Regions from separate parts of the Mus musculus genome. Here all the other regions are linked to region 3. A link is a loop called in an ENCODE intact Hi-C map of the cell type or tissue named here. Cell type or tissue: left cerebral cortex. All regions are shown on one strand. Links, peaks and the distances in the headings refer to the core of each region. The heading gives the core; the rest is flanking DNA.

Region 1 (10,224 bases), core at 1-5,000, 79 kb after region 3:
CCCCGCCATGGTGCGGATTTCAAAGCCCAAGACGTTTCAGGCCTACTTGGATGACTGTCACCGGAGGTATAGCTGTGCCCACTGCCGTGCTCACCTGGCCAACCACGACGACCTCATCTCCAAGGTAAGCAGGTCACATTTTAGTCTAGAATGGCAATGGGCTGCCTGGCAACTCCCCACCAATAGCCCTAACCCCCTCCTCTCGTCTCCCCACTACCCTCCAGTCCTTCCAGGGCAGTCAGGGACGTGCCTACCTCTTCAACTCTGTGTGAGTATTCATCTCCTTCCTTTCTTTTCCTGACCTCTGTTGTGACCTGTGACTCCCTGGTATGCTGATATTCCCAGAGTCCCTTGTTTCTGACAGGAAGCCATGATCAGGCTCCTCTTAGAGGCTAAGACCAGACACTTAACATACTAGCTAGAGGGTGGCTCTGGGCTGCTGAGACCCTCCCTGGGACTACCCTTTGTCCCCACAGAGTGAATGTGGGCTGCGGGCCAGCAGAAGAGCGGGTGCTGCTGACAGGTCTTCATGCTGTCGCTGACATCCACTGTGAGAACTGCAAGACCACTTTGGGCTGGAAATATGTGAGTTTGAGATCTCTGACCCTAGGCTGGCCTTTGACCTAACCTCATCCCTTCTTCCTTAAAAGTATCTGCCTTTGCCTTTCAGAGTACCAGTGGCCCAGCACAAACTGGCTTTCTTTCCCCAGTGACTGGCGTTTGTCCATTGCAGGGCTTTGAGGGTGTTCTCTTCCCTCGAAGGATTTGCACCCCTGTCCTAGATGATTAGCATCATGTAGAATCACCATTTATCAATTGCTTATCTGCCATGCATGTGAACACATGGCACATAGTCTCTCGATCATTACAGCTATTCTGGTGGCAGAGTCTGTTCCAGAAGACAAGGAGGTCTGAAGATGCTAGGACATTTGCCCAAGATCACACAACTAAGACTCTGTAGCAATGTGGAAACTAGGTCCCCAGATCTCTGCATAGCTCCTGTCACTTCTGATGCTGTCTAGCATCTGATTTCACAACCTCAAGTCTCATTTCCTTACCTGGCATGGGAGCATAAAGCCACTACCTGGCACAGAATATCATTGTGAGAGTCAGATTACACGTAACAAAGTTATTCCTTATACACTTGAGGATAGCATAGGGAATTGGGCACTTGGCATGTTTCTAGAAGCTGGATGCCCCATTGCAAAGACAGTCCTAATCTTACTTTACCTCTGACCCTGCCACAGATTTCCTGTGTGTCTTTGCACAGGTGGCTTGGCCCCTCTGAAATCCTAAAATGTAGCCTAGACCAGAGGTTAAAAACTCAAATGTCAGCAGTGTGTGGTGGCGCACGCCTTTAATCTCAGCACTGAGGAAGCAGAGGCAGATGATGTCTGAGTTCTAGGCCAGCCTAGTGAGCTCCAGGACACCCAGGGCTATGTAGACCCTGTCTCAAAGTACAACAAAATCCTTCAAATGTCTATAAGACCAAGCAGAACCGGGCGTGGTGGCACACGCCTTTAATCCCAGCACTTGGGAGGCAGAGGCAGGCGGATTTCTGAGTTCAAGGCCAACCTGGTCTACTGAGTGAGTTCCAGGACAGCCAGGACTGCACAGAGAAACCCTGTCTCGAAAAACAAAAGCAAAAACAAAACAAAAAAAGAGCAAGCAGATACTGTGGGTTTATAAATGGGTAGATATAGGGCAGAGAAAGCAGGCTGGGGCAAAATGAAGTGAGTATATATATAGTTATCATTTAGTTGTAAGTTTTATTGTTTTTTTTTTTTTTTTAATGTGGTGCTTGTATTGAATCCAGGCCCTCCCACAAGATAAACATCCCCAACTCCTAAAGTTGTTTATATTAAGCTCTCTGCTATCTAAACAAAACTACCTTAGGTTGAAATGGCCCTTAGGCCACCAGTTTGTAATCCTTGGACCTTGAAATCTTGTAGGGGCTTCCAAATCCTCCCTGTTGGAGCTGTCATTGATTTTCAGAACTACCCGTGCTTCAGAGTTCTCTCTCTTCCCAGTGAGGAAAAGTGGTGTCTGGGCAGGCAGCTGAGCTTCTCTGGGCCACAGGGTTTTTTGTTTTTTGTTTTTCATATATAAACCAAGACCAATGGTATTCATTCCCAAAACCCCATTGCCTAGTGGTAAAAGTATTGTCTGTGCCTGGCAGCCCTTTCTCTCCTTCCAGGAGCAAGCCTTTGAGAGCAGCCAGAAGTACAAAGAGGGGAAATACATCATTGAACTCAACCACATGATCAAAGACAACGGCTGGGACTGACCTAGCTCCTGCCGCATGTGGCTTCAGCCTGGCCTGGCCGCCAGGGGGAGCCACTGGTTTCGCTCCTCCTGAAGGGAGCTCTGGACCCTCAGGGCCCCCACAGGGGAAGGACCCAGCTCCTGTACATACATTTTATTGCATGCACTGTGACCTTGGGGGGAGACAAAGAGGGGGATTGTACCCCCACCCCCTGCACCTCCCTGCGATCTGGCTGGCTTGGATCTCATTTTTTAACCCCTTCCTGTCTTGCCTGTCCCATAGATAAGGCCTGTGTGCTGCTCTCATGGCCCTGGTGCACCACCTTTCTGTGAATCTCTCCCACTGGATCCCTCTTACCTGCAACGTGTCTGTTCTCGTTCTGTAGCATTTGTAAATAATAAAACAATGGAATGGAGACAGCCCCTGGCTCACATGGAATACAGAGAGGGGACCTGGAATCCAAGTTCCTTCCCTATAGATGGGTTCCATTCAGAGCCCTCAGCAGGGGGAATGGAGTAGGAACAGTAGACCAAACTAATCTTGCTCCTGACATCTTGCCTATGTTAGTCCTGGCTTTCGTTCCTCGGGGGCAAGCGTCAGAGAAGACCACCAATTCTCTGGCTTTGCCGCCCCAGTCTGAACTACAATTCCCAGGGATCCCAGCACAGGTTGCCTGTGGCCTTTACGTGCGACTGGCGCGGTGCCTACTGGGAAGTGTAGTTGAAATGTTCTCGGCGTGAGACCTTGCGCTTTTTGCACGAGATACCATAGATGTGTAACTGTGCACGCCCCTCAACTTTTGAGACTTGGAGGCTTTTCAGACTATAAACCAGGGAGGACTCTAGGCTTTAGTCCTCTGCCTCGGTCTCTTGAAGATGCCCAGTGTCTGGCGTATCAGCTCAGACATCAACCCTGCACTTGTCCTCGCGTTCACTTCGCAAGGCTAGTCCTCCAAGTGAAAAAAAGGGAGGGGGTCACCTTCCAGAAAGTCTGGGGCTTTAGGGTCTAACCCGGGATCCTAGGCTCGGTGCCAGGATCCAGATCCCACCCCTGCCCCCTAGCCGGTCTGCCCCCACCGTGGGAACGGAGACCAGCTGGCCGGAAGCGCCAAACTGCGTCCCTGTCTTAGCCCTAGGGATCAATCAGACCGAGGAGTTAATTATGTAATGAGGGGGTAGGGGGTCGGGACTAGTGAAGCTGCGAGGGAGAGGGGAGGGTACCCAGGTATCCGGCCTCCTCTTGGACCCCTTCTAGGCCCCAGGGGTCTCCATTCCAGCCCACCTCCAGGGCCCCAAGGAGGGGAGGGGCTGTGATCTCTGGTTTGGAAGGGGCTGTGCTGTGAGCTATAAAGGGGGCATCCCTTAGACCCCGGATTCTAGCAACGGGACACAAGGCCAGAAGAAACTACAACATGTACCATCCACGAGAGTTGTACCCCTCCCTGGGGACTGGCTACCGTCTGGGACACCCCCAGCCTGGGGCAGACTCCACCTTCCCACCTGCCCTGACAGAGGGTTACCGCTACCCTGGTGAGCGGTTGGATTGGCTCTGGGTAAGGGGCAGGAAACTGGGAATATGTGGCCCTCCCCTGGATCCTCATTCTTCCCACATCTCCAGATTTGGATACTTCTAAACTGGATTGCTTCCTCTCTGGGATCGAGGCAGCTCCCCACACTCTGGCTGCAGCCGCTCCTTTGCCCCTTCTCCCATCTGCTCTGGGCCCCGAGACAGCACCGCCACCCCCAGAGGCCCTTCACTCGCTTCCTGGGGTCAGCCTGAGCTTGGAGAACCAGGAACTGTGGAAGGAATTCAGCGCTGTGGGGACAGAGATGATCATCACCAAGGCTGGCAGGTGAGGGACGGCCAAGTCAGCTTTTAGAAAAGAGAATTCCTGGGACAGAGCTAGGGTTAGGGGCCCCTTCAGGGCTAGGACAACCCAGACAGCAGAATCTAACTATGGCCTGACACTGTGACCCTGGACTAACAGGAGTTACACTGTGTCGAGGTTTAAGGATCAGGCTGGCGAGTTTGTGACTGGGTTTAGGAGCCATTCTATCAAGGGTCAGAAAGGTCAGCCTGGCTGGGTTGTAGATTGGCATGTGGCCTAACTCAGAAGCAGACAGCCTATGAGAAGGGTCAAGGACCAGTCAGTGACCAGTGTGGGAGAATCTGTCCAGGATCAGGGGCCGTGTGTGACTAAGTCCCAGCTCACCCTGAAGGAAGGTGATTGCCTACCGTGTGAGCTCTGGCAAGGTCTCTAAGGCCTGAACCCCAGGCTAAATCCTGTCCCCAGGGCCCAGCACCTATTATTTCTGAAGAAAGTTAGTCTTTGCTGCCACAGAGGTCAGTGCTGCACCAAGGTGGGGAGCAAGAGGCTCCTAAGGCTTCAGGAAGAAAATAGTTACCACTGTTTCTGCAAAGAGAGTTACAGGGGGCAGGGGGCAGGAGCCTGGACAGGATGTGGCAAGGGCTCGGAGACAGAATTGTACCATGTTGTAACTAGGATGGAGAGAGTGAAGGGGCAGGTGGGGAGATTAACCTGCTCCGGCCTGTCAGAACCCCTAACCTGTCTGTCCCCTTTGCCCATCTGTACAATGGCTCTTAGACTCTGCTGGAGAACCTAGTTACACCTCTCTGGCTTTACCGTGCCAAAACTGAGGTGCCTATTGCTAGTTCCTTCACTGATGCTGGGCTCACAGCTGTTAGAGGGTAGCTCCAGGCCTCTCCTCCTTCCCCTTTCCCTGCGCAGGCGCATGTTCCCTGCTTGCCGAGTATCAGTCACTGGCCTGGACCCAGAGGCCCGCTACTTGTTTCTTCTGGATGTGGTTCCAGTGGATGGGGCCCGATACCGCTGGCAGGGCCAGCACTGGGAGCCAAGTGGCAAGGCTGAACCCCGCCTACCCGACCGTGTCTACATTCACCCTGACTCTCCTGCCACTGGTGCCCACTGGATGCGGCAGCCCGTATCCTTCCATCGTGTTAAGCTCACCAACAGCACACTGGACCCCCATGGCCACGTGAGGCCCAGGCTGGGACTCCTTGGTGGGGTGTTAGGGTGGTAATGGGAGGAAGGTGACGGCTGGGAGTCACCTCGTTTCTTCCCTCCCAGCTGATCTTGCACTCGATGCACAAGTACCAGCCTCGCATCCACCTGGTGAGAGCCACCCAACTATGCAGCCAACACTGGGGGGGTGTGGCCTCCTTCCGATTTCCTGAGACCACATTCATCTCTGTGACAGCCTACCAGAACCCTAGGGTGAGTGGCCTTGCTTGAGGGAGGGTCAGTGACTGTCGCCCAGGCTACAGGGGCTTTGACCTGCGTGTGTGTCCTCAGATCACACAGCTGAAGATCGCAGCCAATCCCTTTGCCAAAGGTTTCCGAGAAAATGGCAGAAACTGTAAGAGGTGGGCATCATTCATTCAGGGAATGCTTACTAATTATTGTGTGCCGGGTACTGTGCCAGGGTACCAGGAACATGATGGTAAGTAAAAACATGTGTCCACTCTTTTTTTTTTTCCAAGACAGGGTTTCTCTGTGTAGCCCTGACTGTCCTAGAACTCACTCTGTAGACCAAGCTGGCCTCGAACTCAGAAATCCACCTGCCTCTGCCTCCCAAGTGCTGGGATTAAAGGTGTGTGCCACCACCACATGGCTCTATTCACTCGATTCAACAATTACTTAAGCTTGCTCAGTCCTCATACAATTGATAAGACTAGCCGGCAGAGCAGACAAAAATGAGAAACTATACAATTCTAGCAGCAATAAAGCCTGCAAAAGATGGCAAGGCCTGGAGGGAAACTGGAGAAAAGGCGCCGAAGGACATGGATAAAGACCTTTGGGAAGGGGAGGGAAAACTAAGTGTCTGGGAAAAAGACATGTGCAAAGGCCCTGAGGCAGACGTGTCCTACAGTGAGGCTGCAGAGTGAAGGGAGACCAGCCAATGCTTACCAAGGAAGGACTTGGGCATCTCTTCCAAGTACAGCCCCTGAGAGCTGACCTAGCCCTGCTAGTCTATCCCAACAGTGACTGGTTCACTAGCTCAAATACGGAGAGAGCTATGACATGCTGTGAGGAAGGTGTGTGATGCCACAGGTCAGGGAGGCCTTCCTGAAAGGAGTATAGATTGTCAGGTGCCAAAGGGCTGTGGGGCAGCTATGAAGTTGGGCGGATACTGGACTTTGCTGCCGGGAAGGGGCTTTCTCAGATTCTAAATACCCAACGAGGAAAGAAAGCACTAAAGAACCAAGTTACAAGTCTGAGAGGAACCTCCGCTCTGCTGCTTTTTAGTGGCTTCTCTGGTCTTCAGTTCCTTATCTGTAAAATGGGTATAATATAGCACCTGCCCACAGGGTGCCTGGGAGGGTGGAATGCCTGGCACCTGGTAAGTACTATTAGTGCCATCATCATCACATCATCATCGTCACCACCATCATTCCCCAGGGAGCGGGATGCCCGTGTGAAGAGGAAACTTCGGGGCCCAGAGCCAGTGGCCACAGAGGCCTGTGGGAGTGGGGGTGAGTGCTGTCCTGGTGGCATGGGGCCAAAACTGAGACATGGAACCTCCCCTAACCAATCTGTGCTTTTTTTCTCCTTAGATACACCAGGGGGTCCCTGTGACTCCACCCTGGGTGGGGACATTCGGGACTCAGATCCAGAGCAGGCCCCAACCCCCCAGGAAGCTGCTTCTGCCTCAGCTCCTCCATGTGGGGGCCCCAGTGCTGAGGCCTACCTTCTACACCCTGCCGCTTTTCATGGCGCCCCCAGTCACCTACCAGCCAGGTAAGGTGAAGGGTAGAGGGCTGGGTTGTCCAGGAGGGGGTGGCCTTCTTCCGTTCTCATACCTGTCTCCTGTGACTAGGACCCCCAGCTTCGCTGAGGCTCCAGACCCTGGGCGCCCAGCCCCCTACTCAGCTGCATTTCTGGACCTACAGCCTGGACCAGGGGGCTCTGCCTATCAGGCAGCTCCATCTGTACCATCCTTTGCCCCACACTTCATCCAAGGGGGTCCCTTCCCTCTACCGTACCCAGGACCTGGAGGTTATCTGGACATGGGATCCAAGCCAATGTACTGAGCCTCGGTGTAGTAACCCTATGCCATCTTCCCTTGATCCTCCAGCTCCCTTCCCCCAGCCTGGTAGCATCCGCATTGAAGTGGTATCCCCCTCCCCCCCACCAAATGGCTGGCTTGGGCCTCTCTTCCACCCTTTAGTTCACACCTTGATTTCACTCCACCCCCTCTGGCTTCAAAGCTCAGGCAAGGCAGCTCTGAGTCCAGCTGGGGCCTGCTTCCCCTCAGCTCTCACCTTAGTGCGAATGGAGGGAGCCTCTGCCTGGCCAAATGGGGCTCCCAGCCCAGTACCCCCACCTCCTGGGGGCCTTGTTACTAGTGCAAGCCATGCCAATTTGTTCTCAGGATCAGAGTATTTTTGTTAATAAAACTCCAAAGACATTAGTGCTCAGGAAACTTGAGCTAATGGTGTTGGCCCTGGGTGGGGCTGGGGGAGCCACAGCTTTAAGGTCCAGCTGCTTGCCCTGCCCTTGTGGCTAGGAAAGGGCCTGCTCTGGGCTGTCCCCTTCAAGATGGAAAAGCTTCCTCACAATGGTTGCTTTAAGAATCAAGGCTGTCCATGAACCTAGATTTCATGAAGCACTAAGGAAGCCTTTGGGAAAGATTAGAAGATTAGCAGATGGAGCCTCAAGGCTCCGGGCCCAACGGACAAGCAGAGCAGGTCTCCATGTCCACCCCAATCAAACCTGACAGAACCTAAGTCTATTTTTCTTCTTTTATTAGAATTTTTTTCTTTTTTTCTCAAAATGTTTTATCTAAAAACAAAAACAAAAAGAAAAAAGAAAGGAAAAAAAAGGAAAAAAGAAAAAAAAAATGACTGAAAACTTCATGGATCAAGTGGGAGAAAGGAGAGGAAGCCAGGAGCCAAGGCTCCACCTCTCCAGAGCAAGTCCGCACCCTGGGGCAAGCAAAGCCAGGCAGCCCCTCAGACCCAGCCTCCGACTGGGCAGAGGGCAGTCACAGTGGTCCAAGGGCCAGAGGGGCTGGGGCCAAGGAGTCACAGGAAATAGTCGGCCACTGGCTTTTTGGAGGGGATGCCACGTGTCTCTTGGGGTGCAGCCTCGAAGATGATGAAATCTTTCTGGAGGTGCTCATCCAGTTCTAAGATGGCTGCCACATTGCCACAGCTGGATTTAAGAAAAGTAGAGTTAACAATGGTTGGCGCAGATACCTACCCTCACCCGGGCTCCTGGCCTTGCCAGCTTACCGGTAGCAGTAATTAGGCGCTGACCACACAGTAAGCACGGTCTCATTGAAGTGCCACTTGTAGCCTTCCATCACTAATTGGTGGGCACGGCAGATCATATCAATGTCGTTGGCTGCATTGAACTGGGCGACCACGTCACTGCCAAACAGGTAACCTGCCCCGCGGGGGCTCACTCCCCAGCCTGTTGTGTCTGAGACAAGACAAGGACAGTGTGTGGGCTCCTCTGGTTGTCTATTATACCAAGGAATTAAAAGCCCGTGCATCTTTCCTCATTAAGCAGAGGCTTGTTCTAGGGGATCTGGGAGACAGGATAGCAAATGCTAGAACAGAGAAGCTCTAAGGAGAAAAAAATGCCCAGAGAACCATTATGATCAAGGTTTGTCCTGGCAGTAAGGTCATTTTCTGCCACATAGGGCAGTCTGGAAAAACACTGATGGGATTAGAGGGCATGCTTAGGACTGGTACTCAGAAAGCCTGGCTTTAAATCTCTATTCTGCCAGAACTAGAGGGGAACTTCCATACAAAGGAACCCTCAGGGCCATCATTCTAGGGGACCAGGCTCACCTGCAAAGAAGCTATTGTCAAGTCTATGACCTTTCCCACCCAGGGAGCCAATGACTTCACCCTGAACAGATCTTCTGAGCCACGAAAACTCATGAGCCAAGCTACTATAGGCCTGAGCACACCAGCATCCAGTCAGGCAGGAGGAAGGAAAAAGCCAGTGTGGACCAACTTTGCCCTCCTCTCCCCAAGCTATCCTGGCCTGACTCTTCTTTCTTCATACACTTGCTTAATTAAATCCCATCCCCACAAGCTAAAGGTAACACCAGCTCAGGTACTGCCCTCACCTTCAGGGTCAGACCACAGGAGGTCGCACATGGGTCCATCATGGGGTACCTCTTGCTTTCGGTCAATTGTCCGGATCTGGTCCAAGGTCTGGATGGAAGGGGAAAGACCTCCATGCACACAGAAGATCTACGAGGGAAAGTAGTATCAGAGAAAGGGAGGTGGAAGCCCAGAGACCCATTACTGCCCCACCCCTGAGGAGATCCACAGCCAACCTACCTTGCCATCAATGATGGCAGACAGGCTGAGGTAGTCAAAGATCTCAGTACAGTAGCGCCATACAGTCACTGAACCATATTTCCGTAAGCACTCATCATAGAACCCATAGACCTGGGTAATCTGGCGACTCTCATGATTGCCCCGGATCAAAGTGATTCTGTCAGGATAGCGAACCTAGGGGGTGCATCAAGCCAGGGCTGGTTCTAGTTTGTTTCCCACTTAACCCCTCCCAATTGTCTATCAGCCTCACTCAGCCCTCACCATGCTCTGTGTAGCCCAGACTCCTGCTGCCTCTGACATAATCAGGACATCCCTGCCTCACAGGCTCCTGGAGCTTTTTCTAGAGATGTACTCACTACAAGGCTAGTGATTCCTCACTGCTGGACTCAGGCTCCAAGCCTTGCACCCTATCCCCACCCCACTGTGGCCCCTCACCAATGAATTCTCCCAGTTTATTCAATTTCTGCTGCTTCCTGAACACAGCCTCTGTCTACTTCCCAGAACTCACATCACCAGCCTCTTCAAGGGCTCAGGAGATGGCCCCACTCATGGCAGCAGTCATGACCAGCCCCGCTAAGCACACAGTCCACAGCCACAGCAAAGTTCCAAGGTGACAG
Region 2 (10,461 bases), core at 3,681-8,680, 54 kb after region 3:
CTTCTGGTGTGTCTGAAGACAGCTACAATGTACTTACATATAAATCTTTAAAAAGAAAAAAAAAGAAAGAAACCCTGACTGAGACATTTGTCCTCTGGCTGCCACATGCGTGAGTTGACACACACACTCAGTTGCTTAATAAATAAATGTAATAAAAAGAAGCATAAGTTAAAAAGAAGAGAACTCAGCAGGCAGAGGCAGGTGGATTTCTGAGTTCAAAGCCAGCCTGGTCTCACAAAAAAATTGAACTGTCTGTCCTTGTCCCAGATGACCCGAAAGCTAAAGCTTCCTGTACGGGAGAACAAAACTACTGTGGCTGTGGGTACACAGATGATGCATAGATTCTGAAAGTGCCCAGGCTGAAGGTGTGTGCCCTGCGGTGAGCAACCGGGGCTGGCGGTAAGATCCTCATCTTCGACCAGCTGGCCCTGGAGTCTCCCAAGGACCGAGGCACTGTGTTCCTTCCTGGTCCTCGGAAGGGCCGAGAGGTATACCGGCATTTTGGCAAGGCTCCAGGAACCACACACAGCCACCCCAAACCCTATGTCCGGTCCAAGGGCCGGAAGTTCAAGCGTGCCAGAGGCGGAATGGCCAGCCGAAGCTACAAAAACTAACCCTGGATCTTACTGTTAACAAAAAAAGCTTTGGATGTTGAAAACAAACAAACAAATCCATTTAAATCTCCTTATCCCATCCCCACTGAAGCCACTCAAGGGTCCTACTTCAAAGCCACATTCCAAAGCAAGTGTCCTTATTGGGGCTGCACTGTAGTCCTCTGGTAGCGCCCAAAGAAGCGGTCAACAGCTGACCCTGCTTGGTGGTTCCAAAGGATCTGATGCCCTCTTCTGGTTATCTTGAGCAGAGCATGCACGTGGTGTACATAATACAGGTAGGCAAAATTCTCATACATATAAAACTAAAACTAATACATCTTTTTTTTAAAAGATTTATTTATTTATTATATGTAAGTACACTGTAGCTATCTTCAGACACTCCAGAAGAGGGCATCAGATTTCATTATGGATGGTTGTGAGCCACCATGTGATTGCTGGGATTTGAACTCAGGACCTTTGGAAGAGCAGTCGGCGCTCTTAACCACTGAGCCATCTCACCAGCCCCAAAACTAATACATCTTAAAAAGAAATAGCTTAGGCAAGTCACAAATCCAATAAGGAGGCAAACAACCAAAACAAGCTCTATGGGGGCTGGAGAGATGGCTCAGCAGTTAAGAGCACTGACTGCTCTTCCGAAGGTCATGAGTTCAAATTCCAGCAACCACACACAATAATGAGATCTGATGCCCTTTCCTGGTATGTCTGAAGATAGCTACAGTGTACTTAGATACAATAATAAATAAATCTTTAAAAAAACAACAACAACAACAACAACAAAACCAAGCTCTATGGGCTCAGGAGAGGGCTCAGTAAGCAAGAGGGTTTGCTGCTCTTGCAAAAGACCCAGGTTCAAGTCCTAGCATCTACATGGTGGCTAACAACCATTTGTAACTCCAGTTTCAGGGGACCCAATGCCCTTTCGGACCGCCACAGGCACAAGACACACACGTGCTGGGATTAAAGGCATATGCTACCACCACCTGTCAATACAACAAACCTTAGAGTCACTTGGAAAGAGAGTTTTAATGAGGGGTCACCTAAACAAAGCTGGCCATCTAGGCATGTCTGTGAGGATCGTCTTGATTGTTAATTGAATGTGTGTGGCACCACTTCCAGGCCAGGGCCCTGGTCTTTATAGGAAGACTGAGTAGTCCTGAGGATGAGTCTGAGGGGACCAGCTGTCCCACGCTCTGGCCACTGAGATGTCCATGCAGTAACGGACAGTAACTTGTAAGCCTTAAGCCCCTCCCTCCTTTTCCTCAAGGTGTTTTTCACAGCAACAGAGATGGAAATTGAACACCTACCTCGTTCAGGGCTCTGCCTTCTTTCTCTCTTTCCATCTCAAGCATTACAAACTCCAAACAAAGCAAAACACTAAAGATGCCCAAGAAACTAAAGGAAATCATGCTTGAAGAAGTAAAAGAGAGGGCTAGATAGATAGAGCTCAAATCAAACAAAAAGAAAGAAAAAGGTGAGAGAAAGAAACACCAGACCTGGTTCTTTAAGCTAAGAGATGAGCCCACAAGAGCAGCAGCGAAGAGAAGGCCACCTTGAAAGACAGTGTTAATTTATAGGGTTTTTATTCCCTACCCTTGAAATATTTTAAAAGCAGTTATACTGAGCACCTCGGCTCATACCAGCATTTCAAGTACTTAGGAAGCCGAAGCTGAAGGACCTCTGAGACACAGAGCTAGACTCAGTCTCAAAACAACAACTATAACCCAAAATGCCAATCTCTCAAGGATGTAAAAGATGCAGTCACCGCAACCAAACACAGAGCAGCAACATCTGTGAGGTTTGATCTGACAGAGCCGAGAGAGGAAAGAGACGATTCAATAGCAACAGTGAGAGACTTCGATGCTGCAAAGGAACAAAGGACTTGAACACTGTGCACAAGTCAAACCTAAAGGTCACCATGAGGACGCCCTGCCCAGCGACAGCAGATGTGCACAGTACCACAGAGATGTCCTCCAGGACAGACCATATGCCAGGCTACAGAGCCACCCTCCACGAGTTTTAAAGGACTCAAGTCGTACGGAGAATGTTTCTCAATCACAAGAGCTCAAAATAACAACAAAAGAAATTAAGGGAATTCAAAAATATGTGGAAACTAGGCAACACTATTCGAGAACTAAAAAAAAACAAACAAAAGGAAAATCACATTGAGGAAGTAGAAAACACATTGGGATAAGTGAAGATGAATTTACAACCTACCAAAGCCCACGGGCTGCAGGGCCAAGCAGACAGCACACAGCTGGAGTTCTGGCAAGTGGAGGCCAGCCAGAGCCACATTACAAAGGTAACACTAGCTTCACACAGCTATTATAACATGAGTAAGATGGGGCATCATTTTCCTCTCTGATTAGCCATGACCTACCTTGCACAGTGTGGGGGTCTGAATGAGAACGGCCTCCACAGGCTCATCTCTTGGAATATTTGCTTCCCAGTGAACTGTTTAGGAAGGATGAGGAGGAGTGGCTGTGTAGAAGGCAAGCTAAGGAGAGTGGGCTTTGAGATTTCAAAAGCCTATACCAGGTCCAGTTTCTCTCTACCTACAGATCAGGGTAGCTCTCTCAGCTCCTTCTCCAGCACCATGCCTGCATGCTACCATGTTTTCTGCCAGGATGATAATGAACTAACTCTTTGAAACTGTAAGCCAGCCCCTAGTGAAATGTTTTCTTTTTATAAGGGTTGCCTTGGTCAAGGTGCCTCTTTACAGCAATAAAACAGTAACTAATACACTCAATAAGTGTGTGTGTGTGTGTGTGTTTTGAGATAGAATTTTGTTCTATAGCTAAGATAGGCCTGGAACTTACTATGTAACCCAGGCTGGTCCTAGCTTCTCCATCCTCTTGCCTTAGCCCCTAGGGACCAGGTGCACCACGTGCTTGGAAATCAATACTTGCTGAAACCGTAGCTGGCTGTTTCTGCAGCTCACAGGAAGTGAAGTTAAAGACACAGACAAGAAGAGATTTTGAAAGAAGTTCAGGAACTTAAGGTTACCACTAGTTATGTAATAAGTTCAAGGCCATCCAGGGCTACACAAGACTTAGTCTCAAAAACAAACGAATGAACAAACAAACCAAAAAAGGGCTGAAGAGATGGCTCAGTGGTTAAGAGCACTGATAGCTTTTCCAAAGGTCCTGAGTTCAATTCCCAGCAACCACATGGTGGCTCACAACTATCTGTAATGGGATCTGATGCCCTCTTCTGGTGTGTCTGAAGACAGTATACTCAAACAAACAAACAAAGAGTCTTGCAGCCTCCACATTCGTAACCATCACAGTGCATCACCCTCCAGCAAGCCTATGACAGACTGTGGTGAGCTTCTTGGAAGAACACACCATATGTGAGGCACACAGGTAGCTCAGGGTGGAGATCTGGGGGAGGTATTTATAGAAGTGAAGAAAGTATTGGGCCAGCCAGGCAATGGTCACATAGGCCTTTAATCTCAGCACTCAGGAGGCAGAGGCAGGCAAGCCTCTGAGTTTCCAGCCAGCCTTTAAAATTCCAACATGGCCAGAGGTACACAGGAAAAAAAAACCTTGCCTTGAAAAAACAAAAAGAAGCCAGGCAGTGGTGATGCACGCCTTTAATCCCAGCACTCGGGAGGCAGAGGCAGGAGGATTTCTGAGTTCGAAGCCAGCCTGGTCTACAAAGTGAGTTCCAGGACAGCCAGATCTATTCAGAGAAACCCTGTCTCGAAAAACCAAAAATAAATACATAAATAAATAAATAAATAGATAAATAAATAAAATAAGAAGGGCGGGTATGGTGGTGTAGGCCTTTAATTTCATTACTCAGGAGGCAGAGGCAGGCAGGAGGCCAGCCTGGTCTATAGAAAGAGTTCCAGGGCAGCCAGGGCTACACAGAGAAACCCTGTCTTGAACCCACCCCCCCACCCCCCAAATAAGAGACCTGAATTTAAACCCAGCACTCATGTCAGGTGGCTCACAACTCCGGGTGACTTCGGCTTCAGGGCATCCAACGCCCTCTTCTGGCCCCCCAGGCACCTGCGCACAGGTGGCATTTACTCACACAGACACACACGCTGCACAACTATGCATAAGTAATATAATATTGGTGGTGCTGGAGAGATGGCTTAGTCACTAAGAGCACTGGCTGCTTTTGCAGAGGGCCTGGGTTTTGTTCCCAGCATCACATGGTTGCTTACAACCACACATAACTCCAGTCCTGGAGGTCCAGTGCTTTCCTCTGACCTTCGCAGGCACCAGGCAGGCACATGGAGTACATATATACATAGAGGCAAAACACTCCTCTGTCTTGGTTACTTTACTATTGCTATGATAGACCTAATTGACCAAGGCAACTTATAAAAGTAAGCTTTTTATAAGCCCCAATTTAGGGCTTACAGTTTCAGAGGGTTAGAGTTCATAGCCATAATGACAGTGAGTACGGCAGCAATCAGGAAGGCATGATTCTGGAACAATATTGAGAGCTCACATCTTACGACACAACCAGGAGGGGGGGGGGAGAAGAAGGGGGGAGGGGAGAAGGAAAGGAAGAGGAGGAGGGGAGAGGGAGAGGCACTCAGAATGCAGCAAGTCTTTTGAAAACCTCAAAGCCCACCCGCAGTGACATACCTCCTTCACCAAGGACTCACCTCCTCATTCTCTCAAACAGTCCTACCAACTGGTGGTCAGTTACTAAAATCCATGCATCTATGGGGACCATTTCCTTTCAGATCACCGCTCTTACCCATGAGCTGCTGGAGAACACAGTTCCCAGGTCCTTTCGTTCTCTGAACTTCAATGTCTGCTTTTCCCCAGCTAAACGTGAACGTCATTTCCTTCATTTGGCTGGTGCGAGGATCGCAGGGGATGGTATACATGAAGGTGACAGGTGGAGAATAGATGATCAGTCTACCTTAATTAATACCTTAAAGAGACGAGGTCACTTTATGTAGTCTTGGAACTCGCTATGTAGATCAAGCTGTCCCAGAACTCACAGAGAACTGCCTGCCTTTGCCTCTCAAGTGCTGAGATTAAAGGCGACCGCCCACTACTTTAGTTAAATGTTGGTCTGTAAAGGAGTCTGAGAAATCCCAAAATCCCAGCCCGATCCTTAAAGGAAATTCCAATCTCAGCCACTAGGGGGAGAGCGCAGTCGCGCTTCCTTACCCAGAGGCCTGAGGGTGGTGGCATGCCCCGCCCATCTCTCCAGCCTTTCCTTTGCACAGGAAAACTCTGCTCAAGAAACCCCACTTAAACAGAACCCCACGCCACTTTCTGAGTCACTATATCCTCCTGCAGTAGCAATGTGATCTGGCAAGAGTCGCTCTAGGGCTTTCACTACTTCCTGAGGAGCATCCAAAGTCCAAAGTCTGCCTAAAGCTAAGACCTTCATCAGTCTGGGCTGCCTCTAGAGCTATCCTGGCCCTCCTGTAGATCCTTTTCTGCAGCTGCCAGACAAGATAGGCTCCTGCCTCTATCCCTTAGCATATGTTGTTCCCTTTCCTCGACGTCCTCTCTCCATTTCCAGCTTCTGCAACCTCACTTATGTTTCAGTGACTGAAGGCTACCTCCTCAGCCATGGGGTGATGACCCACACCTTTAATCTCAGCACTTCCAAGGCGTGAGTTTGAAGCCATCGTGGTCTACAGAGTGAGTCCAGGACAGCCAGGGCTACATAGAGAAACTCTGCCTCTAAAAACAAAAATAAATACATAAAATAATGAAATAAAAGGCCACCTCCCCAATTCTCCTGAAAGTGACCTTGCCCCCCTCCAGCTTTTGGGGGTTTACCTTTGATATATTTTCTCTTTATATGACCCAACTTGGTCTTGAACCTGCCTCAGTCTCCTAAGTATTTGTGTTTATAGGCATTTGCCATCACAGCTCCTATCATGAGGTTTTAATCCAGCCAGTCTGACTGCAGCAAGTTCCAGGTCTTCAGTAAGAGCCTGTATTATACAGCAATCTTCCATTAGCCGAGCCCAGAATGTTGCTCAAAGTGCCATATAATTAAGCCTATCAAAGCAATTACCAAAGAAGTCATCGATCTAATCGGTACCTCTTAAACTTTAGTGACGTGGGAGCTCTGGGGAATCCGCAGCTCAGCCTCATTGACCTGAGCTACATACAGTGCTTGGCTCTCTGAACACTCACGATTGGTTCTATTGTCTCTTGATCTGTAACTTGTACAAGCACTTTTTCCCAATACCCTGGAGAGAAACAAGCCTAGGCTCTGTGTGTTTGTGAGGCTCCTGGATCACTCAGTTCTGGAAAATGAGGTGGGATGGCAGCACCAGAGTGTGGCTTCCATGTGAGCCGTCTATGGTTCCAAGACAGTGTGGCATCTGCAAAAGTCTCTGTGTGAAAAGTACTTGAGTCAAGTAGTGGCCCCTTCTTGACTCAAGTCAGCTAACTTAACTCTCAGACTCCCCATATGTTAGATGATTGATTCATTTAAAAGTGTCAGGCTGGGAGAGACGGCTCAGCAGACCCAGAGGGTCTGAGTTGCCAGCACCCGTATCAGGCGGCTCACAACCAACTGTGTGTAACTGTATGTATCACACAATTCTGAAAAACCCACAGTGGGCTATACCCTTCCTCATCACTCACTAATTAAGAAAGTGCCCTACAGCTTGTTTTTTTGAGACAGGGTTTCTCAGTATAGAAACCTGGCTGTCCTGGAACTCACTCTGTATACCAGGCTGGCCTCGAACTCAGAAATCCGCCTGCCTCTGCCTCCCAAGTGCTGGGATTAAAGACATGCGCCACCACTACCTGGCCTTACAGTCATATCTTGTGGAGGCATTTTCTCAACTGAGGTTCCCTCCTCTCCAGTGGCTCTAGCTTGTGTGCCTGCACAGGTGGAGAGCCAAGTGGTTCATTGATTGCTCGGGGGCCAGGGCAGGTCCAAATCCTGTGGGTGCTGCTGGCTACTGAGATGCCTGGTTCTGGGTTCTCCGACTTTCCAAATCTGATGACGCCACCATCACAACTCTAGCCTTGCTAAGCATACAGACCCCACCATACCCTCAGGGCCAAACCTTGTCAGTTTATGGGGGCTGGAGAAATGGCACAGTGGTTAAGAGCACTACCTTCTCTTCCAAAGGTCCTGAGTTCAAATCCCAGCAACCACATGGTGACTTACAACCATCCATAATGAGATCTGACACTCTCTTCTGGAGTGTCTGAAGACAGCTACAGTGTACTTACATAGGAAAAAAAAATAAATCTTAAAAAAAAAAAAAAAAGCCAGGCGGTGGTGGCGCACACCTTTAATCCCAGCACTCCAGAGGCAGAGACAGGCAGATTTCTGAGTTCGAGGCCAGCCTGGTCTACAGAGTGAGTTCCAGGACAACCAGGGCTATACAGAGAAACCCTGTCTCAAAAAAAACAAAACAAAACAAAACAAAACAAAACAAAACAAAACAAAACAAAAAAACAACAAAAAACCCCTGTCGGTTTGAATTTCAGACTTAAGTGAGTATGATGTTACAGGTCTGTAATCACAGCACCTTCACACATACGCACTTACAACACAGACACACAAACATTAAATAACAGAACACATTTTAAACATGCTTAACATTGGTCTGCCAGGCACTGGAGGTACAATAATGAACATGATATGATCCCTAGCCATCCATCTGCAGGGACCAGACGGAACCTAGAAGCAAAGGAGTGATTTTTATTTTATTTATGCACTTAGAGACAGGATCCTGGGGCCGGATAGATGGCTCAGTGACTAAGAGGCTGTTCTTCCAGAGACCCTGAGTTCAGTTCCCAGCAACTACATTCTGACTTACAGTCATCTATGATGGCATCCAATGCCCTCTTCCGATGACAGAGCAGTCATATACATAAAATACATAAACAAGCCTTTAGAGACAGGAGCTCACTGTACAGCCCAGGCTATCCTCAAACTGACAGTCATCCTACCTTGGTCTTCCAAGTGATCACAGGGTTCTGGTTGTTTTTGTCAAATCTAATTATTTTATTAAGTAAATAATGTGTAGAGGTACCTGAGTGCAGCATGTGTATGCAGGAGCCCTCGAAGGTCAGAAGAAGATGCTGAATGCCCTGGAGCTACATGCTTGTGAGCTGCCACGTGGATGCTGGGAACTGAACCTAGAGTCTCTGCTGAAGCAGTAAGTGCTCTTATCCCTGAGCCATCTTTCCAGATTGTCAAATCCAAACTTAAAAATGACATCCTTAGTGCTGGAGAGATGTGTTAACCTTGAAGAACACATACCGCTCTTCCAGAGGACCCAAGTTTGATTCCTGGCACCTATATCAGGTGGCTCACAACCTCTTAGAACTCTAGTTGCAGAAGGTCTGATTCCTCCGGCCTTGGTGGGCACCTGCACTCATGTGCACATACCTGTAGGCAGACATGCACGTAATTTTTAAATTCTATTTTATTTATTTTGTGTGTGAATATGTGTCTGTCCACATTCATGCTATAGCATGCTTGTGTTGGTTGGAGGAAAACCTGCAGGAGCTAATTCTCTACTTCCATTGTGAAGGTCCCAGAGATCCAACTCAGATCTTTGGGCTTGCTTGGCAAGCATCTTTACCTACCCAACCATCTTACCAGCCCAGCGTGGGGGGAGGGGGGGACAGAAAGACAGAGACAGACAGAGACAGAGAAAAGGTGACAGTGAATTTAAATTGATTTAGTTACCTTTGTCCACAGCTACCACCCTTTCCCTCCTTCTCCCGTGAAGTGAGCTGGGTTGCACGTCCTCTGGGCAATCAGGCAGAGGATTTGTACGACACTGGGGCCTCAGCACACACCTGAGCCCCCCTGCAGGCCTGTGTCTTCACACTGGAGTCAGGACCGACTTCACAGCTTCACAGTGCTGCCTGCCGTCCACCACCCTCCAGATTGCTTCCTCATTATAAAACGTAAGATATACTCCCTCAGCAACTCAGGGTGGCCCACTCCTACCAAGTCTGACAGCCTGAATTGGACACCTGGGACCCACATGGTGGAAGGAATCAGATGTCCTCTGACCTCCACACAGGCTCTGTGACATACTTACGCTCCAACACACAAAATTAATAAATGTGGCAAATAAACGAATAAGAAATTATGGAAGCTGGGCATGGTGATACATACAGCTTCTAACTAATCCTAGCACTGGCGAGTTAGTATGTTGAGGCCAGCCTGGTTACCTAGTCTACATAGTGAGTTCTGGAACAGCCAGTTCCATGTCAAGAGACCCTCTTAAAAAAGAAAGAGAGAGAGAAAAGAAAGGATGGAGATGTGGCTCAGTGGTAGGATGCTTGCCTAGTAGCATCCTGAATCTGTATGATGGCTCAGGCCTAAAGGCAGGAGGATGTGTTCAAGGCCAACCTCCACCACATAGAGAGCCTTTGGGGCTAGCCTGGATTACCACTATCTGTTTAAATGAAACAAAGATGTGAGGCAGGTCTTCAAAGGTTAACTGTAAGCCGGGTGGGTTCCCTTAGCATTACTGAGGGCCACTGGCCCCTGGGGCTGCAGAACTCTCTTGGCAGACTAAAGTACCCTAGTGGCCAAGGCAGGGAAGGAACAGCGTAACTAGGCGGGAAAGCCGGGTGCGCGCCCAGGAGACCATGTGACGTCTCGGGCCCGCGCAGGCTCGCCCGGCAGGCGCGGGGGCGGGACGCGCGGGGGCGGGGGCGGAGCCTGGCGCGCGGCCCCGCGGTGACAGGGCGGTAGGGAGGGGCGGGGCCGCGGGCGGGGCAGCGGGGGGAGGCGGGAGGAGTGGAGATGGCGGCGGCGGCGGCGGCTCCGGGGGGCGGGGGCGGGGAGCCCAGGGGAACTGCTGGGGTCGTCCCGGTGGTCCCCGGGGAGGTGGAGGTGGTGAAGGGGCAGCCATTCGATGTGG
Region 3 (10,461 bases), core at 3,288-8,287:
CTGGGACCTCGGACCTCGGAAAGGGCTGGGTAGCCAGGACTGCAAAACCTTGGTTTAGGAAAAAGCACGGGAGAATGGTCCTGCAAACTCCTGGAAAGCCGGCAGAGCGACTTGCTGCGCCGCCTGCTGGCAGGAGGAGGGTGTGCAAGCGGAACCGCAGGACTGGCTGCCCTCCAGTCCGGCTCGGATTGGCTAACTGTTGGGAGGAAACCTCCCAAGTGCTGGGAATTCAAGGGAGCCAGGAGGCGGAAGTGCTGCCTTCGAAGCCGCCCTAGGAAGGGCGGAAGTGAGCGGCGTGGAGGAAGTGGCTGCAGTGAGGGCGGAAAGCGAGGTGGCGGGACCCGAGGCGAGGTTCTTTGCACGCTGGGCTGTAGCCCCGCCGGGCTGTGGTTATGGAACTCAGCGCCGATTACCTCCGCGAGAAGCTGCGGCAGGACCTGGAGGCAGAGCATGTGGTGAGTGCGATGCTGAGAGGTCGCGGGCGGTGGGGAAGGACTCCTGGGCGCGTGTTCCATCGTCCGGGTCTTCTGCCCGCTAGGAGGTGGAGGACACGACTCTGAACCGTTGCGCGACCAGCTTCCGAGTCCTGGTGGTGTCGGCTAAGTTCGAGGGAAAGCCACTGCTCCAGAGACACCGGTGAGCCCCGGGAGCCAGCCTCTCACCCAGCCAAGCCTCAGGCTCCGGATGGCAGCCCGGGCATCCGCTCGCCATGGGTGGGACCAACTCATTCCCAAAGCCCGGAGATGTGACCCATAGCCCCGAGGGTGCTCCTGCCTTTGTGATTGGATTCCTGTCCTCTCCTTGAATCCCCACTTCTTGGAGACGTCTCCGATCTCCTTGGTCACCCTAGCTTCGGAGCCCATCACTCCAGCTGAGGCCGCTCATTTCCCATTCCCTTCTCTCGCTCCAGGCTGGTGAACGAGTGCTTAGCCGAAGAGCTCCCGCACATCCATGCCTTTGAGCAGAAAACTCTGACCCCAGAGCAGTGGACCCGACAGCGGCGTGAATGAGGGGCCTAGGCCTGAACAGTCATTAAAATTTAAACCTGGCCCAGCTGGTCTCAGTGTGCTGTTTGAAGACCCTGAGGCCAAGTCACGGATGTGGCTTTTCCCTGACTCTCCTCCAGCCATTGTTTCAGCAAATTTGGATGGATTTCTTTCCTGAGCCCTCTAGGTCCCAACTTAAACAATGAAGATTCGGTTCTTAAGTCTGCCAAGGCTTTACTGTCAAACCCTGTGGTCTGTACTGTCACCAAGGTCAGACCTCAAAAAGCAGGGTGTTCCTGCTCTGTCAGCCCTCAGAAACCCTGAGCATTCTCCCAGGTTCCCTCACTCCAGGTTCCTGGAAGTAGCAGAGACAAGATACAGAATTTCTGTCAGTCTCTTCACAGGCGTACACACTCAGGAGGAGGGATGGACACAATGCACGCTGATGTTCAGTTCAGCTCTCCCACAGCTAGTTCCTCTCCACTGTGGATCTTTGCTTTGGTTTTGTCTTTCAGACAGGTCCCCATATGTTTCCCAGGCTGCTTGTAAATTCATGAGCTTAGGGGATCCTTTGGCCTTAGTCTTCCATGCAGCTATGGCTACAGACGTCCAGCACAATGCCCAGTCCTTCCCATATTGTCAAGGCTTGTCTCAGCCACCCAGTTTCCTGTCTCCATCTTCTCTTGATTTCATCACAGAGGTTGGTCAAGCTGGGATCATAGTAGTCAGTGTTCATGTCTTCCCTGTCCCTGGCATCATTTCCTGAACATTTTCAGTTCCTCTGGAGAACTAGTGATTCAGTCTCCTCACAAGGACCCCAAAAGAGCACCCCTTCACTCCCCAGTGATGGCCCTCCTCCAGTTTATAGGCAGAAGGGGCTTGCCCAGGATCACATGCCCTGTCGGGGTGAGACACAAGCTGGCAGGCAGAATTTTCCATTGTCTATACCCAGAAAACTCCATGGTGTGCTGAAGAGAGGAGGGCCGGGGTGGGGTCCTGGGTGTTCTCTGCATTGTATCAATTCAGCCATGGTACACTATAGAACCGCTCTGTCACCTCTGCCCTAGAGTCTCCGACCCTCTAGAACAGTTCTGTGCCATCCCAGCTCTACCCTCTGGAACCGCTCTGTGTGACCCCAGCTCTAGAGTCTCCCACCAATCAGGCACAGCAACTGCTGTCATATTGAGAATATCTTTAAAAGCATGCACTCATATAGGTAGTCGACAGTGCTAGCCTAGCATCCCTGAAGCCCCAGGTTCAGTCCTCATTACCATATAAACCAGGCATTGTGACGCACATGTAGAATAAAAGGTAGAGGCAGAAGTATCAGGTGTTCAGGACCACGGGGATCCGTGTGAAACGGTCACAGTGCACAAAAACAAACACCTTACTCCTATAGATAGGGTTTAAGAGATCTGTTCCTTCCTGTCTTCCTCAGAGGCCAGGTCCTCTGAAACCTACAGGCAATTCTCTGAGGCAGGAGGATGCTGAGAATGAAGTGGGGTTGGGGGGTCTTAGACCATGGTTTCGGAACTGCCAACCACTACCCTGTTCCATGTTAGCTCAGGGTCCGACTGTTTCCTTATTCGTTTGTCTTTATGGGATGTTGTCTGTTTTGTCAAGTTTTTTTTCCCTTAGTTTTTGTTGTTTGTTTGTTTTTTGAGACAGGACTCTCTTTGTAGCCCTGGCTGCCCTAGAACTCAGAGATCTGCCTGCCTCTGCTTCCAGAGTGCTGAGACTAAAGGCTTTGTGGGTGTTGGGATTAGAACTCTGGTCCTCTGGAACGACAGCAAGTTCTCTGAACTGCTGAGCTGCATCTCCAGCCCAAGTTTTGTTTTTACCTGTGTGTATGTGTGAGTGTATTTGCTTGCAGGTATATACATGCCTGTTTATGTGAGTGGAGGCCAGAAGAGGCCGTCAGGTATCTGTCTTCTGTCATTTTTTTTTTTTTTCCTTTTTCTTTTTTGGGTTTCTCGAGACAGGGTTTCTCTGTGTAGCCCTGGCTGTCCTGGAACTCACTCTGTAGGCCAGGCTAGTCTCGAACTCAGAAATCCGCCTGCCTCTGCCTCCCAAGTGCTGAGATTAAAGGCGTGTGCCACCATTGCTCAGCCTTCTGTCATTTTCAACTTATTCCTTTGAAGTAGTCTCTCTCTCTCTCTCTCTCTCTCTCTCTCTCTCTCTCTCTCTCTCTCTCTGAACCCATGTTTGCTTCTTCTTTAGGCTGGAAGCCAACCAGCCCCGAAATCCTGTTTTATCCACATCAGAGCTGGGTTGCAGGTATTTGCAAGGTTTCCCAGCTTGTAATGTGGATGCTGGGATCTGAGTTCTAATCCCTATGACTGCAAGGGAAACACTAAACCACTAAGTCAACCCTCCAACCTCCTGTTTTTGGCTTTATTACAGTTGTTTTTGAAACAGGGTCTCTATTCTAGGCTGGCTTTGAACTTCTGACCCTCCTGCCATCGCCTCCCCAGTGCTGAGATTATAGGTGTGGGCACCACACTTGGTTTATGCAGGGTAAGGAATCAAACCTAGGGCCTGGTGCTGCCAGCCAGGCCACACCCAAGCCCCATCTGGTTTGGTTTGGTTTGAGGCAGTATCTCACTTTATAGCCACTGTCAACTGAGTTTCTGGCTTGAACCCCGCAGCAACCCTCGGTCTCCCAAGTGTTCAGATTACAGACGTGAGTGGCGTCTGCTCTGCAGTCTTGTTATTTTTGTTCTTTGAGTCAGTAGCTCAAGGAGTTATCAGTGTGGTTGTTTGCAGGCTGTGCTGGAGTTGACCAGGAAATGCTAATTTGGGGTCAAGGCTAGAGACATAGCTAGAATGACAGCCTACATAGCATATTAACGGCTTTGGTCCAGCACTATCAAAGAAAACACGAAAAGTTTGGGGGTGACTGTGGACATTTTGGGGGCCCTAAGATAGGGATTTGGATGACTCAGACCTGCTCTGAGGTGGAGCTAGGGAACAGAGAACAGTGTCCAGCTCCATCCATCCCTGCAGGTATCATACCGGGCAAGGCCCTTTCCTCTGCTATAGTGTGAATTTGGAAGTGACCCACAGCCCGAATGGGGGCAGCGCATTCAGAGAACTCTCAAGGGGAAGCCTCGGGGCTCACCAGTTCACCGGAGTCTGAGAGGTACCAGAAAATAAAGCCGTTTTATTATTTTCGTCTTATTCACCATATGGCCTGAGGGTGGGGTGGGAGCAGAGGGGATGGCTGGCCCCAGATGAGGGCTCTGGGGTTCTACTTGGCCTGAACAGTCTCCTCCAGCCTGTCCAGGCGCTCTTGTAGCTTTTGCACTATGGCGTTCAGATTCCTCACGTCCTCCTCCAGCCTTGACACGGTATCCTAGGAGACCCAGCCCTGTATCAGGCCCAGCTTCTCTGTTGCTTCCTCTGACATCTGCTAGCCTTTCCAAGAGCTGCAAGGCTTGGGCCCTTCTTTCCCAGCAGATGCTACCCGGATTACTGCATGCCTATAAGCTTGCAACCTGGTTTCTAAGGCCTCCAGGTCACCCACTCCTTGCCCTTGGCTTGGGCATCTCTAACACTGGACTCTCTCCCCATGAGACATTGAGCACATCCATGCAGGCTTTGCCCCAGCCCCCCGCCCGCCTTACCGAGCTGGGCGTGCCGCTGGGCTCTGGTGTAGCTCTTCTGCGAGCGCTGTCCAGGCCCCTGTTGACCCTCAGCTCCCTGCTCTTTGGGGGCACGTAGCCATCCTTGAGGGAAATGAGGAGGGGGCCAGCATCCCGACCACCCAGCCATTCCTCAGCTGTGAGGGCAGGGTCGGGTCCTGCAGTGGGCGGATACAGGTCCTCCTGGAACAGGTCCGACTGTGGGCAAGGCCAAGGCTGGTCACAAGAGTGTTTATGTTTCTGTCCCACCCTACAAACCCCCGTGGTCATTTCCTGCCCCAGCACCCTGGGAGGAGCATAAGAGCATACCTTTCTAGGCACTGTCATGGCAATGGGCTCACACTTCCGCTCATGAAGCTTATAGAATCTGTGGAAACAGGAAGATGAGCGGCACTCTTCAGCACGGCTGGCTGGGTGCTGAAGATCGGGCTAGGATTAGGGGTCAGTCAATTAGGAGTCAGTCACCTGGCAATCTCACACTTATTCACTTCCAGGCCACGTTTGGGCATGTAGCCCATACCACGCTGAGACTCCTTGGAACTGAACATGGAAAGATAATGCAGGAACGGAGCCTCAGAAGTGATCTCAAAATACCGGATAGAGCTGTCACCCTGTGGGTGTGGGCAAGACAGTACCATCAGAACAGGGCGCCCGGCTGTCTGTTCACCAAGCCACCTACCCACCTCCCTCGTCCCCCAGCCCTCCTGCCTGAGTCACCTTGCCACAGAGGTAGACAATGTTGGTATCAGGATCAAAAAAAGGTAGCAGGACTCCGCTGCTTGTGTCCAGCTCCTGCAGGGACAGTGGCTCCTCCAGGTGCTTCTGTAGAGACAGGAGGTGATAGAGCAACAGACTGGACCATGTCAAGGCTTCACTGGACAATCAGCAGGCAAAGGCCCTCAGACTAAGCATGGAAACTCCCCATCTCACAGGAAAACTGAGGCCACAGTCACGTGGTAGAGTAAGCGTCTAGCCCTGATCCCCAGCCCGCGGGGCCCTGTGTCTCAGCACTCACTGTGTCCCACAGCGCCACCTGCCGCTCACTCATGCGACTGAAACCCGTGGTTAGAATCTTCCCTTCTGACACAAACACAGCGTGCACTGGCCGAGTCCCCTCATGGGGACGGTCCTTTTCCTGAGAGGAAAGAAAGTAGGTCAGCCTCTCACAGTCTCACCAAGGGACTAGACCCCAGGTGGGTGCAGGAGGAGCAACATCCAAGGTTTAGGTTTCACGGCAACTTACAGCCACAACAGTGCCTTTGCGAGGCTCGATGACACGAACTCGCTTGTCACGGCAGGAGGTGCAGATGAGAGCACCGTCCCGGCTCCAGTCCACGCTGTAGATTGTGTCCGGGTGCACATCCGGGCCCAGCGTCAGCACAGCTGCCCCAGTGCCCACGTCCCACACCAGGATCACATTGTCACAACCTGCACAATTGATGGTCCAGCGTTGAACCATGAGCCTTTGCCCCCTGTCAAGTCGCGCCTAGCCCTCCCCTCCGCCCCCTATGGCACCTGCGCTGAGAAGCACATTCTGGGCTGTGGGGTGCCAGGCCACGATGCCAACCCTCTTGGTGTGGCCCTCCAAGGTGATGACAGGCTCCCGCAAGGGCAGCACCAGGCCCCCATCCGGGATCTCCCACACCTGTAGAAAGGGGAGAGTGAGTCTGGGGTTTCAAACACCAGGTCCTTCTTCCAGACTCCTTCAGAACACATCCCTAACAGACTTACCATAACTGTGCAGTCCTCAGAGCCACTGGCAATGACATTGTCATTGTGTGGACACCAGGCGATGTCTAGCACAGGGGCAGTGTGGCCGCAGACCAGGGGCACGTTCTTGTCTACTCGTCCAGTCTGGGGGCACAACGGGGATTCTAATGGAGGCGATTTGACCTCTGAACCCAATCCAACCTCCCCACACACCCCTGCAGAGGGACGCAGAGGAAGGCTGTGGGGTCCCTGGGAGCACTGGGGTGGGGAGGACTTGGCATCGTCTAGTCCCAAGAAAGCTAGCACCAAATGAGACTCTGGCCAAGATCCTGGCCCTCTTTCTCAGTGTCATGTGTGGGTACCATGGACCCAGGGTGAGCATGGGGCTGTGGTCCCCAAGAGGAGAGTGTGAGAAGAGTGCTATAGGATGTGTCCTATAGATTTGGGCCTGGAGGTCTGTCTGATGCCTCTAGACAGCAGCAGAGGTTTGGAAATGGCCTCTTCCGAGAGCCAACTGCTTCCTGTGTAAGGAGCTGAGCAGGGTGCAGGCCCAGCTTCAACCCGACAACCACTTCCTCTTCTCTTCTGCTTCCATCGGCCCTTTTAAGGTAAAACTTGGGGCCTATCTCCCCTTCCTGTTTCACCCCCTGAGGAGTCCAGGAGTGAACTTCAGCTGAAGAACAGCAGGCTCAGAGGGGAGGAAAAAAAAGGGTTTTGCCTCGTCTCCACCAGGGCTTACGCTTGAAGGGTCCCCAAAGTCCTCGCCAGACCTGCAGCCTTATCCTTAGCAGAAAACCCCAAGCCAAGATTTGGGGGACCTGCCCCCCTTGTTTTGTCCCCAGAGAGCTTAAGTAGCAAATGGCCCTGTCCCATTTTACAGATATCAACACAGAACCCCAGGGAAGCTGGGTCACAGTCAGCTACTGAGGACCCCACAGTCTCCATGGACAGCAGAGTCCTCCCCAGGACCATTGAGGTTCCGGAAGCTCACCTTGCCTAGGGGTAGCACCAGGAAGGCCCCTCCCCCACTGGCCTCACAGATCAGAGCCATGAACTTGGGGTTGACAGCGCAGAAGCCACTGTCCCAAGTGGTTTGTGAGACGCGCACATCCTCATAGCACTGGTCAGCCTTGGCTGGCTGTCCAAACACGTGGCGGAATTTGCTGGAGCGAACCACCTGCCGGCTCATCCTGAAGGATACAGATTGTAAACTTTTCTTTGGGTCAATCCCAGCCGCACTTTGTCATCCCCAGAGCAACCCTTGGCCTGGCCTTGAGGGTTCCAGCATGGCGTCTGAGGCACCCTGACCATGACTGACAGCTTGCTTATCTCCCTGCTTACCCTCCCCAGTTTTTCTGTCAAATTCCCAGGCACTTCAAGCCACACCCTCAATCCTGCACCATCAGCCCCTACAACAGCCTGCTATGGTGTGGCTCCAAGGGTCTGGTTCTTGACTAAGACACAGTGCCTCCTTCCTAGTGGTCCAGACAGTCTGGAGATAGGTTCCCTCCTATCGAACTCTTCTAGATCCCACATCCCTCACACAGAGCTTCCTAAAGGCAGGGCAGGGCTTCTCCCTGGCCTTCCAGCTCAGGGATGGCACACAGAGGGATGCAAGCCAGCTTGCCTAGGAAGGGATGCAGTAGCAGGATGGCTTCCCCAGGTTTCTGGCTACAAGAAGCAGCAATGGCTTGGGTCCCAGCATCTCCCCAGACCTCTGCTCCTAACCTCCGCTCAGAAAAAAAGCAGATGTTCTTCTGAGCCATTTCTGCTTCCGTTAAACTACACTCAGGAGAGGCCCACCCTGACTTCCCTGAGGTCCGCTAAGATGGTTACCCACTGTGGCTAGGCAGCCAGCTAGTGAAGCCCAGGGGCTGCCTCTATCCTGTGCCCAATCCCTCCTCCTTCCTGCTCAGTAAAGGAACCTCGGCTGCGCTGTGGAAGGCATCCTGCCCAGAGCCTCTATCCACCTCCCCAGCCTCACCCATCTGCTCTGCCTTAATGGGGGACTCAGCCCCTTCGTGCTGGGACTCCAGTCCTCGCACACCCCGGTATCACCAAGGAGGCTCCCAGGTCTATTAAAAATAAAAGCAGGTGAAGTGCCTGAGTGAAGTCTCCAAGACAGGAAGGGGACACAAGACCCCAGTGAGCAGTCTGGATTTGGGAGAAGGAAAGCCCAATCCAAGGTAGGGGCGGAAGATGTGCCCCACCCGGCCTCCTCCCCCACCCAGGTACCAAGCCCGGAAACCACGGAAAGGGGAACTTAGTCTTGTTTTGCACTCAACCCCTTCCTGTCTCAAAGCTCAGGGCAGCTACTTGGCTCACCCCACCCTGCATCCCCCACCTTCAGAAGCTCCCTCCCCGGGGCATAGGTTCTGAGCCCAGCTACGGCCGCTCCCAGGAGCCCACCTCCATCTTGGTCACGATGGTCCTTAGCCCTCACCTTGGAGCACTCTGGGACCTACTTGCCCCTTCGAACTCCCTCGTCCTCGATCCTCCTGGCGGGGCTCACAAACCGGCTCTCTGTCCCCAGCCTGGTGGCTCTGACAGCTCGCCCGCCCCCACAGTCCCACAGTCCTGCCCCCACACTGGCGCTGGCCCCACAGGTGGCCCATGGCAGCGTTGCCTGGCCCTTGTGACCAGCCCTCCCCCGGCGCCCAGCCTCACCTGCTGCGGAGAGCTGAGCGTGACCCCTCCCAAGTAGAGGAGGAAGGAGAGAAGGATGGAGGAGCTGCAGGCTGGCCACCGAGGATGCTCTGTCAAGACAATGAATGAGCAGCGGCCGTGCGCCGGCCTCCTCCGGGTGGTAGCGCCCCTTTGGGCGGAGCTCATGGAGGCCCGGCCCTTCGCTCCAGGGCTGCAAGACTGGGACCGCTCCCCATGCTGTCAGCTCCAACCCCCGAACAGATGCTGACGCGAATCAACTCTTCTTTTAATGTCAGAACGCAAAAATATCCCGTTCCTTCATCCCTCCCCCAGCCGCCCGCTGCCTCCTCGAGGTCCTTTCCCTGGCACCGGAGAAAGCTTTAGAACGGCTTCAACCAGCTTGAGAGCCTTCTCTGCTACAGGAGGGACCTCTCCTGTCGTTACCCCAAATGGATTTCTGGGAGGCCTTGGGGGGGTCATTTCTCCTTTCTAGGGATTTAGGGCTTCAGCGGGGACACCCTTGTCCTCTGCTTCGTGGCATTGAGGCCCGGAAGAAGTAAAATAACTGGGCATTATGGAGCACCTGTTCTGTGCTGGGGCTATGGAGGCAAATGAGTAGTGCTCCCCCTCTAGAGAGCTCTCGGGCCATGAGAAGAGGGAGTCGGGAGTCCGTCTGACACAGTTTAAAAGCCACTGAGTACACACAGAAGTCTGATATCACACACAGCTGGGCTGTGGTCCATTCCTGTCCCTTGAGGGGAGTGGGTTGTCACGGTAGCAAGGGCAGAGGAAGAAAGGCCTTTGCTGGAACCATTGTTGTGACTCCTGGCTGTCACTCATTTGAGTGACCTTGGGCAGGTTAATTTAATCTCAGCCCCAGTTTCCTGTCTATAACAGTCTTACCTGCCTTCGTATGGAGATGGTCACTCCAAGGATAGCTGGATTTGCATCTACAGAGTGGCAGGTATTAATTAGTGTTGGGGTCTTACAGTCAGATATGGTGGCCCACACCTGTAAATCCATTACTACGGAGGCAGAGGCAGAAGGGTCAGTGAAACCAAGGCCAGCCTGGTCCACATGTAAGCTCCAGACCAAGGCTACATAGTGAGACCCTGTTTCAAAAACCCAAAAGATGTTGGTTCTTTTCATTATTGCCATTTACCAAAGCTTTGGGCTATCCTGGGAGGAAGAGGAAACACCACAAGTGGCTCTGGAGAAGGGTAGGGGGCTGAGGCGCAGTGTCAGCAAAGCTCAAGGACACAGGTGTGCTGACAGTCATCTGTAGTCAGGAAGCTGAGGCAGGAGGCCAGCCTGGGCTACATAGCAAGACCCAGTCAGAAGAAACTCTTCTTTAAGGTAGAAGTAGTTCGAAAGAACAGAAGGGGCTCCAGTTGTACTGATTAGCCGTGTGATCTTGGCCAAGAGGCCCCACCTCCCTGAACCTCAGTTTCTGTAGGAGAGAAACAAGAAGTCCT

What was found. Peaks named below come from ENCODE experiments on the same cell type or tissue, not always from the same donor. Only the 100,000 strongest peaks of a DNase experiment are listed, where the experiment ranks them.
Region 1: a loop joins it to region 3, with 4 times the contacts of the local background. A loop is called at or near these places in 12 of 42 quality-filtered maps.
Region 2: it touches region 3 in a loop (3.0-fold over the local background); 10 of 42 quality-filtered maps call a loop at or near these places.

The regions. Positions count from the first base shown.
Region 1 is chr7:126,777,830-126,788,053 of GRCm38, forward strand. Ypel3 (yippee like 3) reads left to right here. Exons shown (of 5, transcript NM_025347.3): 2 at 1-124; 3 at 225-268; 4 at 477-585; 5 at 2,198-2,681. The coding sequence starts at 8. The coding sequence ends at 2,287. It overlaps Tbx6 (T-box 6), which reads left to right and starts at 3,654. Exons shown (of 8, transcript NM_011538.2): 1 at 3,654-3,795; 2 at 3,884-4,118; 3 at 5,016-5,283; 4 at 5,376-5,522; 5 at 5,601-5,671; 6 at 6,708-6,781; 7 at 6,863-7,046; 8 at 7,126-7,719. The coding sequence starts at 3,678. The coding sequence ends at 7,339. It overlaps Ppp4c (protein phosphatase 4, catalytic subunit), which reads right to left. Exons shown (of 9, transcript NM_019674.4): 6 at 9,608-9,781; 7 at 9,391-9,517; 8 at 8,543-8,732; 9 at 8,037-8,462. The coding sequence ends at 8,333. In left cerebral cortex, for the core only: a CTCF peak has its summit at 2,336 (motif pointing right); DNase peaks (open chromatin) are centred at 453, 2,319, 2,589 and 2,963; H3K4me3 peaks cover 1,620 bases; H3K27ac peaks cover 2,063 bases.
Region 2 is chr7:126,749,303-126,759,763 of GRCm38, forward strand. Mapk3 (mitogen-activated protein kinase 3) reads left to right here and starts at 10,324. Exons shown (of 9, transcript NM_011952.2): 1 at 10,324-10,461. The coding sequence starts at 10,344. In left cerebral cortex, for the core only: a CTCF peak has its summit at 5,719 (motif pointing right); a DNase peak (open chromatin) is centred at 5,763.
Region 3 is chr7:126,695,645-126,706,105 of GRCm38, forward strand. It overlaps Coro1a (coronin, actin binding protein 1A), which reads right to left and starts at 9,172. Exons shown (of 11, transcript NM_009898.3): 1 at 9,008-9,172; 2 at 7,332-7,530; 3 at 6,362-6,484; 4 at 6,146-6,275; 5 at 5,874-6,058; 6 at 5,646-5,765; 7 at 5,348-5,452; 8 at 5,096-5,241; 9 at 4,940-4,997; 10 at 4,613-4,828; 11 at 4,130-4,341. The coding sequence starts at 7,529. The coding sequence ends at 4,237. It overlaps Slx1b (SLX1 structure-specific endonuclease subunit homolog B (S. cerevisiae)), which reads right to left and starts at 139. Exons shown (of 6, transcript NM_029420.4): 1 at 1-139. It overlaps Bola2 (bolA-like 2 (E. coli)), which reads left to right and starts at 356. Exons shown (of 3, transcript NM_175103.3): 1 at 356-455; 2 at 539-636; 3 at 911-1,049. The coding sequence starts at 393. The coding sequence ends at 1,010. In left cerebral cortex, for the core only: a CTCF peak has its summit at 5,661 (motif pointing left); DNase peaks (open chromatin) are centred at 5,124, 5,663, 6,807, 7,444 and 1 more place; H3K4me3 peaks cover 3,095 bases; H3K27ac peaks cover 3,086 bases.